Regions from separate parts of the Homo sapiens genome. Here region 2 is linked to region 1. The links are chromatin loops, found by intact Hi-C in ENCODE. Cell type or tissue: GM12878. All regions are shown on one strand. Links, peaks and the distances in the headings refer to the core of each region. The heading gives the core; the rest is flanking DNA. Region 1 overlaps LOC102724945 (a long non-coding RNA gene). Region 2 overlaps LOC102724945 (a long non-coding RNA gene).

Region 1 (8,342 bases), core at 317-8,316:
ACTCCCCATTTGGCCTCCTCAAAATTTCTCCAAACCCTCCCAGCAGCAGCATCAATTTTGTCTGACAACTGGCAAAAAGGAAACACATAAAAAGTGAATACTCAGGCAATTTTTAAAAGATGAGAACTGTTTAGAGGCTGCTTGCCTCCAAGAAGACTGAGGAGCTTAGAGAATGATCTGGGAATGTCTTCAGTGTATTGCTATCTTCTTGATAAACGTGAGATGAAGAAGGGTAGCTGCATTTCAAATTAGAGATCAGAAAACCCAGGAAGAGGAAACGACTCTGGAGTTAGGATCCACCAGTCTGAGCTCCTTAGGGGCACTTCAAGGGCTGGACGAACTAGGCTAATAAAGGCAGGGAGTTGTGATTAAATGGATGAAGGACACCTGAACTTTGCCTGCAGCATTTAGTCTTCATGTGAAAGTGAGAGTGGTTTTGGAGCCTTAAGGAGAACAGGGTGGAGGGCTATGCAGGGTTGGGGACTCATGCATTGAACAGAGAAGTGGTGGATTTCAAAGTGGTGGAGCACATCATAATCACCTGTGGCACGTTTTTCAAACTCTCAGTTTTGTTCCATCCCTGTTCTCTATTGCACCCCACTGCCCATGTTCTCTTTTTTAGTTTTAGGTAAACAGTTTAGTTTTCCTCAGAAAACTAAAAATAGTACTACCATATCCCCCTCCTATCACTGTGCAATGGAGCCTGTGTTACTCACAGGAGATTATCTATCTCCCAGTTGTGTTAAGGTTAGGAGTGTATCCAAGCTTTGTGGGTACGGAAACTGATACAATTTTAGGGAGCCTCTTTAAGAAAATAAATACAATTTCTATAAAAATTACAAAACATTGATGTGAGAAATTAAAGAGGACACACAGAAATGAAGAAATTTCATGTTCATGGATTGGAAGAATCAATATGATTAAAATGTTCATACTACCCAAAGCAATCTAGACATTACAATCCCTATCTAAATACAAATGGCATTCTTCACAGAAATAGAAAAAAAAAATCCTGAACTTGATATAGAACCACAAAAGATCCAGAATAGCCAAAGCTATCCTAAGCAAAAAGAACAAAACTGTTGAAATCACATTATCTGACTTCAAATTATATTACAGAACTATAGTAACCAAAACAGCATGGTACTGGCATAAAAACAGACACATAGACCAATGGAACAGAATAGAGAACACAGAAACAAATTCACACATCTACCATGAACTCATTTTCAACAAAGGTGCCAAGAACATACATTAGGGAAAAGACAGTCTCTTCAGTCAGCAGTGCTGAAAAACTGGATATCCATATGCTGAAGAATGACGCTAGCCCCCATCTCTCACCATATACAAAATCAAATCAAGATGGATTAAATAATTAAATCTAAGAATTTAAACTATGAAACTATTCAAAACAACATTGAAACTCTCCAAGACATTGGACTGAGTGAAGATTTCTTAAGTAATACCCCAGAAGCACAGGCAAACAAAGCAAAACTGGACAAATGGGATTACACCAAGTTAAAAAACTTCTGCACAGCAAAGGAAACAATCAAAAAAACAAAGAGACAACCCACAGAATGGGAGAAAATATTCGCAAACTATCCATCTGACAAGGGATTAATAACCAGAATATATAAGGCACTCAAATAACTCTATAGGGAAAAATCAAATAATCAGATTTAAAAATGGGAAAAAGATCTGAATAGACATTTCTCAAAAGAAGACATACAAATGGCAAACAGGTATACGAAAAGGTGCTCAACATCACTGATCATCAGAGAAATGCAAATCCAAACTACAATGAGATATTATCTCATCCCAGTTAGAATGGCTTTCATGCAAAAGGTAGACAATGATGAATGCTGGTGAAGATGTGGAGTAAAAGGAAACCTCGTACACTGTTGGTGGGAATGTAAATTAGAATAACCTCTATGGAGAACAGTTTGGAACCGTTTGTTTTTTTTTTTTAGTTTTAGTTAAACAGTTTATTTTTCCTCGGAAAACTAAAAATAGAACTACCATAGGCTCCAGCAATCCCATTGCTAGGTATATACCCAAAAGAAAGGAAATCAGTATATTGAAGGGATATCTACACCCCCAAATTTATTGAAGCACTATTCACAATAGCCAGGTTTGGAAGCAACCTAAGTGTCACCAACGGATGAATGGATAAAGCAAATGTGGTACATATACACAATGGAGTACTATTCAGCCATAAAGAATGAGAGCCCATCATTTGCAACAACATGTATGGAACTGGAACTCCTTATGTTAAGTGAAATAAGCCAGGCCCAGAATGACAAACTTTTTATGTTCTCACTTATTCGTGGGAGCTAAAAAAAAAAAAAATTAAAAAACAATTGAACTCATAGAGAGTAGAGTGGGGTAGGGAGAGTCAGAATGGTTAGTGAGTACAAAAACATAGTTAGATGAATGAACAAGAGCTAGTAATTTCATAGCACAACAGGGTGACTGCAGTCAACAGTAGCTTATTGTAGATTTAAAAATAGCTAAAAGACTACAATTGTTCGTAACACAAAGAAAGTATAAATGCTTGGGGTGATGGATACCCCATTTGCCCTGATGTTATTATTATACATTGTGTGACTATATCAAAATATCTTATGTACCCTGTAAATATATACATCTACATACTTAATGACTTCCAGTTCCATCCATGTTGTTGCAAATGATAGGATCTCATTCTTCTTTATGGCTGAATAGTACTCCATTGCGTACTATTTACCCACAAAAGTTAAAAACTTAAAAAAACTTTAAAAATTAAAATTTAAAGAGAAGATAAATACAAAATAGAGAATATAAATGCCTATAGTCAACATAAAACTCATTCAGAGCACTCCGGGGCCACATACAGATCTGCATCATTCATTTTAGTAATGGCGTGATGTTTCATTGTGTAAATACACTGTAATTTACTTGCCCACCCCCATTGATAGATCTGTATATTGTTTCCAGTCTCTTGCTATTATTCTCTATCCAAGGTTGCCATGAGTACTTTTGTACATATATCAATTCCCATACTTAGGAGCATATCTGAAAGGCAAATTGTAGAAGTGAAATCACTGGGTTAAAGGGTTTGCGCATTTCTAATTTTGGTAAATATTACTAAATCACTCTCTATAGAAATTGTTCCAGGTTATAGTCCCACCAGTATAATATGAGGGAATCTGTTTTCCACACCCTTGCTGATACAACGTTATTATCAATATTGTTTTATCTTTGTCACTTTGACAAGTTAAAAAAAATTATTTCTCTCTCCTTTTTTTTCACCATCAGTGAGTCTGAGCACTTTTTCACATATCTGAGCCGCATACGTAAGGTTCTTCTTGTTGTTATTGTTTTGATGATCCGTTCATATCCTTTGCCAGTTTTTTTTTCTATTGGGTTATTGAATTTTTTCTTACTGATTTGTAGAAATCCTTTATATTTTAGGGAATTTAGTCCTTTGCCTATTATGTGAGTTTCAAGTATTTTCCCCAGTCTTTTGTTGGTCTTTTGAGCTGGCTTATATGGCCTTTGCCATAAATATATTTTTTAAATGTCATTAAATTTAGCATTCCAGGAATGGGCTATTTTAGCTTTGGTGGTCAGTGAAGGCTCCTCTGAAAAGGTAGCATTTGAGTGAAAACCTAAATTTCATGCCACAGGCAGGAGACAAGTGCTGTAGTCAGGAGGCTCTGGGGCAAGAATGTGCTCGGTGTCTTTGGGGAACTGAAAGAAGCCCTGGAGAACACAATATACAATGGCACACCAGGAAGCAGCGAGTCACACCAGGCCCAGGTAGGGAGGTTTGGAAGCCAGGGACAGACATGGGCTAGCTTTTGGGCCCCAGAGAGAAACCAAAATCAATGGGGAAAAAAAAATGATGTGAAGGCAATTTTAGGTTCTATTTAACTATTAGACGAACATTCCAATAATTATCACAGTCCAGTGTGCAGCGGGCTCCAGGGGTATTTGTCAGCTGCTTTCCTGTCCCTGAAACTTCTCAGGCAGAAGTGTAAAACACAGCTGGGTGGAAACACTGTAGAGGAACTCAAGCGTTAGATGGGGGTTTGACTAGTTGACATTTATCTCCAGTCTAAGCTTAACAAGATTCTGAGATTTTCTGCGGTGTGTATGCCCCTGCATTTGTCTTTCCTTATGGTTTCTCTCATTTTCTCTTCTTTTTTTTTTTTTTTTTTGAGACGGAGTCTCGTTCTGTCGCGCAGGCTGGAGTGAGGTGGCGCGATCTCCGCTCACTCTAAGCTCCACCTCCTGGGTTCACGCCATTCTCCTGCCTCAGCCTCCGAGGTAGCTGGGACTACAGGCGCCCGCCACCACGCCCAGCTAAATTTTTGTATTTTTAGTAGAGACGGGGTTTCACCGTGTTAGCCAGGATGGTCTCAATCTCCCGACCTCGTGATCCCCCTGCCTCGGCCTCCCGAAGTGTTGGGATTACAGGCGTGAGCCACCGCGCCCGGCCCTCAATTTCTCGTCTTAAATATACTTTCTTTCTTTCTATTATCCTCCCTCGTGTGATAGTACTGCCAACGGTTTCTTCTTGGCTCCACCGATACCTCTAAAGGCCAAGTTTATACACTGTTTACATGGAAATATCTTTCTATTTTCAGTGACACCTGTTTATGTCTATGGCTTTCACATCTTGCACATACCTGACACAGGAACCTTCTTTGACCAGGAGTTTCTGAGGACAGGAACCACATCATTTCCCTCCTGTGTTGTATCCGGGTACAGAGAGACGGAGCCTCTGGGCGCTCAGTAATCAGGTGATGCTAATATGCATTCACAGGCTGTTTTTGCAAAATTGCTAATGACAGACAGTATGGTTTCCTCTCAACAGTTGAGATCTAGGAAAAGTGAGGGTAAAGAATGCCCTGAGGAATCAGGATAGGAAACTGAGTTGGAAGCCTTCCCTACAGATAAGTTAAAGCCACAGTTATGGATGGAATCACTAAGGCAGGTTGCAATACAGAGGGTACAAGGAGGCATGAAAATAAAGAAAACATCCATGAGATTTCTAGCATAGAAACACCTTAAAAACTGGGAGATGCCCAATAAAAAAACAAGTCCTAAAATGCTTTTTAAAAATCCACCCTGGATTTTGTGGGAGATGGGAGTTGTCCTGCCTCAAACACATTTAGTACAATTAGATATACAAACATAAAGAAGCCTACATTTTATGATTTGCTCACTGTTTATGTTTTACAATTTTTTGCATACACAAGCAAAGGAAAACATTAGCAAATGGGGAGGAGGGGTAAGCAGCCCAAAATAGCAATGAACAGGAGTTGATTTTATGCTTTTTAAAAAAATCTGAAAATCCATTCCACATGACAGCTAATTCATTTTACTCCTTGCTTACCATATATTCTTCTTATCAATGGGTACATTAAAAAACAACTACAAAATTGTTATTATAGAACAAGGTCAAACAAAAAGAAAAAAATACAGAACATAGTGAATATTTCCTGTGTAAATCCTGAATTTAGAGTATGAAAAGCCAGTAGAGATTTGACTTATGCTAGGCCCTTGAAAAAGTTTCTACTTTCTTTCTCTTTTCTTTTCTTTTCTTTTTTTTTTTTTTTTTTTTTTTTTTTTTTTTTTTTTTGAGACAGAGTTTTGCTCGTTGCCCAGGCTGGAGTGCAATGGCACAATCTCGGCTCACTGCAACCTCTGCCTCCTGGGTTCAAGTGATTCTCCTGCCTCAGCCTCCCAAGTAGCTGGGATTACAGGGATGCGCCACCACACCTGGCTAAATTTTTTTTGTATTTTTAGTAGAGACAGGGTAACCACTCCATGTTGGTCAGGCTGGTCTCGAACTCCTGACCTTAGGTGATCCACACGCCTCAGCCTCCCAAAGTGCTGGGATTACAGGTGTGAGCCACTGCACCCAGCCAAAACTTTCTACTTTTCTGCTTTCTGAGGCTTTGAATTTAAAACTTTTTTTATTCACTATTTGCCAACAGGACCCCAGTTCTGACTGTCAGTTGGTGAGTGTGTGAGACTTGGAGCAAATCACTTCCCCTCTCTGGGTCTCGGGATCCTCTCCTACTGAAGGACACAGGATTTTACAGATTCTCCCAGACACTGTCTCCTATGGTTCTATGAAAACTTTACTTTCCACTGCCTTTTCTCATTCGTTTTATGGTCTAGGAAAGAGCTGCTGAATTTTCAAGCAATGCTAGGATTCTGTAGAAGGAGATACATCTGGTCTGCTGGTGCTTTTCTTAAAGTAATATACATATGTTCTGTCCATAAAACATCCTAGCAGTGTCTTTCTGCACCTTCTCCTAGAAGTCTGCACAACTTCTGTCTCTGTGATAAGATCACACAACTCCAGAAGCATAAGTCATTTATGTTGTGAACCAAAAGGCCATGGCTTGATTTTATTTTCAATCTAATCTAGCCTGATCATAAACGAATCATTTGGAGCAACTAGATTTTGAGTTGCTCCAAATGTTTTTTAGTTTACAATTGTTTTTATTTGTTCTTTGACCATGGTAATAATAAACAGTAAACCATTCACAGAACCTACATTTGTGTAACTTATGTGGTGCATGTCCATTTGATGAACCTTGATACTTAGGAAATGTGGAATCCCATAAGAGCAGGTTTCCTCAAGGCAAACCACTCATGAAAAGAGTCAGAAGTTTGTGTCTAATTCCTGTTTTAGAAATGTTATAAACTTGCAAATTTATTTTCCATTTGATTCAATCTGCCATCTCTAAATCTTTAGGGAGAATTACAGAAACGGAGATAAAATCTTGGTAATTTATTCAATTTTATCACTTCTACTGATCCCATAAAAAGACTCCATCTGTCAAATTATCTTTTCTTAAAAAAAAAAAAAACCTTTTCATAATTTTCTTCATATGGGTATGTTGAAATGAGTAGTTTAAGTATCTGTGTCATGAAAACTATTGACGTTCCAATAAAATCTGTTCTTTCTAAATTATCTGTTCTTTAGCCTCTTTTGAGAGGAAAACTTCAGCTTCTATCATTTGTTTGTAATTTGCTTGTGCAGCATAGGATTTATTGCTTTGGGTGAATATATTATGGCATATTTGAATAGTGTAGAATAAAATATTCTTATGTTAACATATTCTGTGATTTGGATCCCAATCCATAATCAGTACATCTTTCTTTTTAAAATTTCTGCCTTGGTTTTCTTGAAAGTCAAATTGTAAGAATAAATGGTAAGAATAAAAAGAAACCTAGTTGAATCATATCTTCGATCATATATTTTATTTGTTTTCTTTTTTTTTGAGACGGAGTCTCACTCTGTCGCCCAGATGACTGGAGTGCAGTGGCACGATCTCAGCTCACTGCAAGCTCCATCTCCTGGGTTCACACCATTTTCTCCAGCCTCAGCCTCCGAAGTAGCTGGGACTACAGGCTCCCGCCACCACGCCCAGCTAATTTTGTTTTTGTATTTTTAGTAGAGACGGGGTTTCACCGTGTTAGCCAGGATGGTCTCGATCTCCTGACCTCGTGATCCACCCGCCTCAGCCTCCCAAAGTGCTGGGATTCCAGGCGTGAGCCACTGCGCCCAGCAATATAATGTGAAGCTATTAAAAATGATGATGCGTGTTCTCACTTATAAGTGGGAGATAATCTTTGGTGCACACAGACATTAAAAAATGGGAACAACAGACACTTAGGGACTCCAAAAGGAGTGGCGCAAGGGCTGAAAAACTTCCCACTGGGTGCTGTGTTCACTATTTTGGTGACAGGATCAAATAGAAGCCCAAACCTCAGCATCACTAAATATACCCTTGCAACAAACCTGCACACGTGGAAAGCAGCACATTTCAATCCTGTTTTCATAAAACAAGTAAAATAAATACTGTATGAATCTGAAATTTCAAATGATGTATGCCGAGTGTAAATACTGGTACTTTTTTTGGGTGAACTATTTGAATTTCTATATTATCTTGGATATTATAGAAGTTCTTTTTATTTTTGGATACTTTTATTATCTGATTTTTAAATAATGCTGAAAAATACCTACTTAACAAAGGGTAGAGTCAAAGAGTTTTGAAGTAGAAGGGAAAGTAGAAGATTCCCTAATCCAAGTCCCCCGCCCCTCCTATCCCCTGCTACATCCAGTACTAGAATCCATTCTGAGGGTTTTTGACAGACTTATTTACTAAGGAACATCCAGACTTAATTAATAGGGAACACGCAGCTTTTCAAGTGTAACAATATAATACTGATGGCAGCAGAATTGTATTTAGGGAAAGAATATGGAATACTTTGTAGTACTGTAGGTATGGTAAGACCCCAAGAGCATGGGTGTAAACCAATGCTAAAGTGCTATG
Region 2 (8,274 bases), core at 275-8,274, 120 kb after region 1:
GCCCACTCTATGAGCAACAATCTCTTCTGTTCAGTGCTCATCAAGAACATGTGCTTTGAAGCCACCAGGGTTTTAATTCCTGCTATACTTAATAGCAAAATGACGTTGACCAAATACCCCTTGCTTCATTTTCCTCATCTAAGTTGGAGATAACAGTACTCCCATATTAGTCAGGACTCATTCAATTATAGGCAGCAGAAATGTAAACTACTAGGTTAAACCAGATGAAATTCTGACATTCAACCTGCAAATATGGCATTTTCATATGGTTCAATCTAATAGCTTAAGCAAAAAGGAAATTTATTGGTTTTTGAAACTTCAAAGTACATTAGTGGGGGTAGGTACCATATACATCTGAATCCAAGGCTTAAATGAATAAAGGGAAGGAGAAGCCCTCTATTTCCAGCAACCAGCATTGGATCATATGGCATACGAGGACTCTAACTGGTCCTACTTTGGTCATTCTCCCAGCCCCTGGTCTAATCACTGGCCAAAGGAACATGACATTTCATGATTGGTCAGGCTTGTGCTTGGGAGTAAGTAGGGCACTATGATGAATAGATTGACAGTCCTGTCAGATAAACCCTATCTGTCTTGGTCAGTTATATCTCTGGTCCCTAGCACATAATACTTACCAAAAAGATTAGGTAAATAAATGATTGGGAAAAGGGTATTGCACAGTTTCCTCAGTCAAAGAAGCAGCAGACAGAAACATTAGAATTCAATGATAAATGCCTACATCATATGGTTAAGATTACATAAGAAAGTGATACACATGAGACAGAGACTGGCACATAGTAGCACATTTACCTGCAAAATAGATCAGGCAAGCATTGGAGCCCATATTTTCCATGTAGAGACTGGCACGTAGCAGGTGCCCAGTTCTCTTGATGGACTGAGTCAGTTAAAAAGTGAACTCAGCCAGGTGCGGTGGCTCGTGCCTGTAATCCCAGCACTTTGGGAGGGCGAGGCAGGTGAATCACTTGAGATCAGAAATTTGACACCAGGCTGGCCAACATGGTGAAACCCTGTCTCCAATAAAAATACAAAAATTAGCCAGGCATGACGGCACACTCCTGTAATCCCAGCCAGTCAGGTGGCTGAGCCAGGAGAGTCGCTTGAACCCAGGAGGCGGAGGTTGCAGTGAGCCAAGATCATGCCACTGCACTCCAGCCTGGGAGACAGAGTGAGAGTCAGTCTCCAAAAAAAAAAAAAAAGTGAACTCATAAATAGACAGTGAGCAATCTGGATCCCATTCCTTTGGGAAATGTTCTTCATCCTATTGCAATTGTGATTTTGTCTCAAGTTTTCCTATGAACATCCAGACAGCCATATAATCAACAGGGCAAGAGAAAATGGGCATTAAATCCAACTGGAGGCATTTTAGTTAGAGACCTACATTAGGAAAATCTCTAGGATCTATAAAACAAATCCATAAAACTTAAGCAAACAGGCTAATTTTTATTATAATTCTTCCTGGTGGAAGAAAGTGAGCAGATGACTTTTAAGAGTCCTTATCCAGTGACTGGCAGCATTTGTACCTCACATTCCAGCCCACGTGAGGACAAAGGACAGGGGATGGGAGCAGGAGACACAATATCAGAATATTTGATTTGGAAGTGTCCACAGAGCTCATCTAGTCTAATCCTCTCATTTTACTAAAGAGGAAATGAGGCCTGGAGAACTGAGGTGGCTTGTCAAAGGGTCACAAAGGCAGAGTTGAATCCAGGTCTTTTCAATCCATGTCCATTCTTTGTCTTCCACACTATACCACAGGCAGTGGCAGCCCACTCTGAACCAATAGTGCCCCCATCACCCTTGTGAGGTGGGCAGGAAAGCAGGTGGGGAACAGGAATGCCTTAGTGAGGAGCTAATAAAGACCCTCATGTGGTAAAGGGTCAAGGGCAGGCATCTATGCACCCTGAAGTGTAATCCAACTTCCACGTTCAGTCACAAACCACATATTGCTGATCTACACCTTCCCACCTGCCACTTGCCCTCATAGAGCAGGATTATGGTCTGAAGACAATCCAAAACATATGCGATATTTTGAAAAAAAAAATCCTTTGTCAAGCAATTTTAACAAATAACAAGTTAGGTTGTTTTATGAACACCTTATTTTCTAAAATAAAATACAGGACATTAATCTGACAAAGGAGTTTTGAGCCTCTTCTGAATAAGAAAAAAATGAGAAAAAAACATTTAGGTGCTGAAATATTGACTTGGTGGGTTTATGAGGAGAAGAGGCAGCTTATTTGCAATTGGGATAAATCCAGGACATGTGCTCACTTAGAGGCATACTTTTTACACATATTTTGTGCCAAACTGTTAGTTATCCACCAATGTCAGCTCTCCCCTTCCTCACTGGCAGAGCTCCTATATTGCTGGGGGAAAGGGTGTGTATTAGTTCATTTTCGCACTACTATAAAGAACCACCTGAGACTGAGTAATTTATAAAGAAAAGAGGTTTGACTCACAGTTCCACATGGCTGGGGAGGCCTCAGGAAACACAATCATGGAGGAAGGTGAAGGGGAAGCAAAGCATATCTTACAAGGTGGCAGGAGACGGAGGAGGGAGACTGCCACCCACTTTAAACCATGAGATCTCATGAGAACCCCCATGATCTAATCACCTTCCACCAGGTCCCTCCTTCAACACACGGTGATTACAATTCGAGATGAGATTTGGGTGGGGACACACAGCAAAACCATATCAGGTATGTCAGTATGCCAGCTTAATTTTTTAAGTTACTCATTTCAGATGTAAGCAAAAGTCATTAAGCCTTTCTAGAAAACCCCTTCTATTCCTATTCCCCCTCTTTCTACATCTTCTATGTGCTGATCAGATGGCTGGAGCTCTAGAAATCATATCATAAACATGGGATGAGGATCCATCCTAGAGATCATGGAATGTTGGGCCGCAAAGAGCCTAGGTCCCCAAAGACCTCATAAGCCCCACCACATCGGCCCTATACTGCCCTACAGTGTCCTCTTAGGTGACAGAAAAGTAAAGCCCTGCCTTGTTTAAACCAGTTTTCAGATCAGACAAGCACAGTTCCTGACTGATGCAAACTCGTGGCATTGACTTGGAAAAGTTATAGCCCCTTCATGTCTCAGTCTCTTCCCTTTAAAATTAGGTAAGAACATTAACCAGCATTAAAGAACACATAATACAGTAGTTTTAAAATTTTGTTTATTGAAATGATTGTGGCAGAGTTCAGAGGAGGAAAGGAATCCTTTACATGGATCTCTGAATTCTGCCAAACTTGAATCAGAACAGCTCCTCTTCTTTTTGATGAGTTTCCTAGTAAGATTTCAGTTGGAGGGAAAAAAAAAACTTAAAGGCTAAAAGAATTTGAAAATCACTGGCATAGAAAAACATTTAGGACACATGGGGCATACCATTGCTCATGAGATTGTATTTTTCCAACGTTGCCAATGCATCTGGTGATGCCAGTTGGTTCCTCGGCAGGACCAATATTTCCCACCTGTAGACTAGCCTCAGGGAGCAGGATAGGGCCACTAAGCAGTGCAAAATGCCCTAATCATTGCAGGAATAAAACCAATCAACCCTGCTTCCTTCATGCTGTGCTCTAACCACCTAAAGAATAACTAATGAACCTGAGAGTGGTGTGGTGTGGCAGCTGCTCTGTGAGGTGTTAGAGACCAGAGGCATCTGAGGAGTCATGTGCATTCAGAAGGTGTGTTGTCATTCAGTGGCTCTGAGCTCATCTTGGACCTTTGTTCACTCTGCGTGCTATCTCCATTCCCAGCTGCCAAACTCCAGACTCTGCCGGGGATGGTCAAGCTTTCCTTGACTTCCTTTCTCATGCTCTCAAACATCTCTAGACAAACACAGATTGTTAAAACAGATCATTCAGCTGAAATATATTCTATTTGCATCACATCTTACCTCTTTCTTTTCCCACTCTACTCTACCACCCCAACAACATGCCTGCAAATACACCCTTCTGAATGGGTTTTGGAATGATGATGGGAGAAATAAAAGAGGAAAGATGACATTAAAAATTAAGAGAAAGTATTTACAGCATAATTAGTAAGGAGAAGATGGAAGGTCTTTGCTTCCTGTTGGATTCATTGAGGTGGAAGGGAGTGCTAGATATATCATCTCTTGGACCTCAGTACCTCTTGCCACCTTTTTTTTTTCTTTTGACACAGGATCTGGCTCTATCACCCAGGCTGGAGTGCAGTGGCACCATCTTGGCTCACTGCAACCTCTGCCTCCTGGGTTCAAGCCATCCTCCCACCTCAGCCTCCCAAGTAGCTGGGACTACAGGCACACACCACCACGCCCAGCTCATTTTTGTATTTTTTGTAGAGACAGGGTTTCACTGTGTTGCCCAGGCTGGTCTCAAACTCCTGAGCTCAAGCAATCTGTCTGCCTCAGCCTCCCGAAGTGCTGGAATTACAGGCATGAGCCACCGTGCCCGGCCAGAAGTCTTATTTGATCCAGTCAGGTGAACCAAGGCAAATGCCCTTGTTGGAAGAGCTCGTTTCTCACCCCTTATCCCCTTCCTCCAAATTAGGGTCATATAACTGAGACACTATTTCTTCTATATGATCTTTAAAATTAGGTAACGTTGGAATGATCCCTGTTCATAGGATGCAAGGCTGGTTCAATGTTCAAGAATCAATCAATGTAATCCACCATATTAATAAATTAAAAGGAAAAAAATCACATGATCATATCAGTAGACACAGAAGACACTTGACAAAATTTGACACCTATTAATGATAAAAAAAAAAAACTCTCAGAAAACTAGGAATAGTGAGGAACCTTCTCAATCTGATAAAGAACATCTACAAAAAAACCACAACTAACATTATAATTATAGAAGACTGCTTTTCCCCTAAGATCACTTATAAGGCAAGCATGTCTGCAAGAATGTCTGCTCTCACCACTGCTGTCCAACTGTGATCTAGCCGGCTCAATAAGGCAAGAAAAGGAAATAAAAGGCATACAGATAAGAAAGGAAGGACTAAAATTATCTCTGTTTGCAGACGCAGTGATAGTTTGCATAGAAAATCTCAAGGAATCTACAAAAACCTTCCTTAAACTGAGTTCAGCAAGGTCACTGACATAAGATCAACATATGAAAATCAGTTGTGACAATTAAAAAGTGATTTGTATTTCTGTATTCTAAAAGTGAATATGTGGAAACATTATAAATACAATACCATTTATAATCACTAAAAAAAAAAAATACATGAATGTAAAACGAGATAGCAATGGACTGCCTGCTATTCACAGGTCTCTCAGTTGCTAGAAGGCCCCGTTCTGAGATAAGCCACCTCTCCACCCTGACACTAGTAAAGAGGTCAGAAAACCTTGAGTAAGGTTGGAGGTATTAATTTCGGGCAATTAATTACATTCTTTCAGCATCCATCTCCCAGAAGTTTTCACTGGGAAAATCCTTTAGGAGGACATCCCCCATTAGCTATTCATTTTTCTTTTGCACTGACTGGAGAACGAAGCGACTGTCAGCTGTGTCACACAACTCGTCGAAATTCACCCCTGGGTGAAGTGATCCTCAAATAATTACCAAATGTAGTTCAGGTAACTGAATTAGTGAATTACATTGGCTCCTTTGAGATGAAAGACTCTTTAGGAATGTGAAATACTTTGGCTCTTTGTTATTAATAACCTGAACAATGAAAGAGCCCAAAGTAGTATTCAATATGCTCCAGGAATGGAATGACTAAAATTAAAGAATGCAATTGATTTTCATTTTCCATACTTTTCATTTTCTATCCTTTTCATTTCAGTAGTCAGGACTGAATATGACAAGTCATCAAATCCCCTCTGATGTTAATAAGGCATCAACTACAGAGCTCCAAGAAGAGAAAAATCCAGTCGAAGTGTGGCAAGTTGTTGGTTCTCCTGCTCTCTATGATTTATTATCTTTTCTTCTTACCATCTCATTATGATACCTACAGGTAAAAACCTCCTACCTTGATCTGCTTCATTTTCTTCAACCTTAGTCTAATAATTCGACATTAAACATCTCAACTACCTTTGCATCCTTCAGACAAACAATCACGCCCATGAGTTGTGCTTAGCAGAGCAATGTAGGATGCCCTCGGCTTGGTGCTCCGCTGCAGGTCATCAATGCAGGGTGTGAGGATGACAGAGCCCAAAGGCAAATCCCAGGCAGACAGACCTGACCTTAAAGCAGGAGGAACGGGAAGTGGCAGGGAGGGGTTAAGGTTGACAAATCAAATCCTAGTCTACCTGAGGTTGGTAGAAAGGCTGAAGATGTTTGTGGGGATGTTAGGCCCTAATCATATTAGATATGGGGGCTGCATTTGTTGAATCAGATTTGCAGTTCCTCACCTTTAGTTTTCATTTGTAAAGTGTTGAGGGTTTTCTATTTCTCTTTCTTGGTTTCAAAATACCTTTTAAAAGGTAATGTATTCATTTTGGAACTGGAATAGGTAATACATTCACATAGTTCATAATTCAAAAGGTATACAATTATATAGAGTGAAACCTCCCTCCTACCCACAGGCACCAGCCACCCTGTTTCCCCTCTGAGGGCATCAGTGTCACTGACTGACTACTTTTTCTTGCAGAAATATCCAAGTGAATTTGTATAAGACACCACCCATGATCTTCTGTTTACACAAATAGTAACTCACTATTCTCTTCTGTACCTTGCTTTTTTTACTTAATGTATTTTGGAGATGATGCCACATCATTTCACTATAAAAAGAACTCTTCAATCTTTTCCCTCAATCTTTTTTTTTATGACTAGTAATTCATTACATTAGACAAATGGGATCATTTGTCTAACTACTCTTCCATTGATGATCATTTACATTACTTCCAATTTTTTGGTACTACAAACAATGCTGCAATGATTAACCTTATTCATAAATGATTTCCATGCATAAGAGTGTGTCTGTAATTTAATATAATTGCTATTAAGCATTATGAATATTTAAGTATTATAAGTAATCTCTAGAAATAAAATTGTTGAATCAATGAGTATGTATATTTGTAATTTCAATAAATATTGCCAAATTGCCCACCTATATCACCTGATATAATGTCCTTTGCTCATTTTTCTATTGGTTTCTTCATCTTTTCCTTACTAACTAGGATTCATTGTGTACCAGTGAGTTGCAAATATGTTTCTCAACTTGTCCATTGACTTTTGACTTGCTATTGTCATTTTTGCATGCAGATATTTTTTAAAGCACAGCTGAATTTTTCAGTCTTTATTTTATGACTCCTGTAATTTGTGTCATGTTTTAAAAGGTTTTTTAAGCTATAAATTACAACAAAAAATCTTTTATGATTTCTTTCATATTTTATGGTTTCACATGTTTGTAAAATCTCTGACCCACCCATCTGAGATTTATTTGGCAAGGTGTGAGGTATAGCTCTAACTTTTAACATTTATTTACTGTTATAGCTGACTACCCTGTTGTCCAGACGCCATTAATAAAAACTCCAGTTTTCCCCCACTGATTTGAAATGAGGTGTTTTTTTTTTTATCATATGCTAAATCCCTGTATGTATTTGGGTCTACTTCTTGATTTCCTATTCCATTTCATTGCTCTATTCATGTGCCAGCGGAACCCAGATTTAATTTTTTAAAACTTAACTACAATTAATTGCACTTTAATTTTTAAAACTTTATGTATCTCCCCAAAGTGACTTTTTCTTGGGGTCAGAGATTGAATGGAAATGAAGTTTTCTGTCTGTGTCTCGTGACTTTGTTTACTTCCCCTTGCATAGCTCACCGCCAAATTTTTCTTAATCTTCCAGGAAAATAAGTGTAGCCTGTACTATCGGAGTGGTAGGGTCAAATAAACAAAATAAGTGTGGGCTTATAAGGAGATGACCATAAGAATACTGTATTTCCCTTTTCCAGATCCCATTGCATGACAGACTCACAAGGGACATGCTTATTCATTTCTAAGACCACAACTTTAAAATCAAGTTATGTTTAATAAACATTAATAAATGTTTACTTAAAAGGTTTAATAAACATTTACTACATGGCAAATTATTTTAGCTAGAATGCTTTTGGCTTCAAGTCATAGAAACCAGATTCAAATACCCTTAAACAATTTTTAAAAATTCATTGATGGGGATAACTGTAATCCCCAAGGGGAAGAGGGTTGGGTAGACAGGTTCAGTGGCCAGCCCAGTTATTACAGATTCAGACTCTTACCATCTTTCTGCTCTGCCACCCTCAGTCATTGGCTCCATTCTCAGGCTGCGCATGGCAAGATGGCTTTGGA

Evidence for each region. Peaks named below come from ENCODE experiments on the same cell type or tissue, not always from the same donor. Only the 100,000 strongest peaks of a DNase experiment are listed, where the experiment ranks them.
Region 2: a loop joins it to region 1, with 2.2 times the contacts of the local background. A loop is called at or near these places in 6 of 110 quality-filtered maps.

The regions. Positions count from the first base shown.
Region 1 is chr14:33,968,912-33,977,253 of GRCh38, forward strand. LOC102724945 (a long non-coding RNA gene) reads right to left here. Exons shown (of 9, transcript XR_001750942.2): 8 at 4,674-4,868. Among named protein-coding and RNA genes, the nearest start is that of EGLN3, 22 kb to the left of the region's middle. RefSeq lists an enhancer at 3,762-4,081. In GM12878, for the core only: no CTCF peak of the experiment used is centred there; DNase peaks (open chromatin) are centred at 3,900 and 4,040; H3K4me3 peaks cover 218 bases; H3K27ac peaks cover 783 bases.
Region 2 is chr14:34,084,117-34,092,390 of GRCh38, forward strand. LOC102724945 (a long non-coding RNA gene) reads right to left here. Exons shown (of 9, transcript XR_001750942.2): 5 at 8,205-8,274. Among named protein-coding and RNA genes, the nearest start is that of EGLN3-AS1, 48 kb to the left of the region's middle. In GM12878, for the core only: no CTCF peak of the experiment used is centred there; a DNase peak (open chromatin) is centred at 3,628.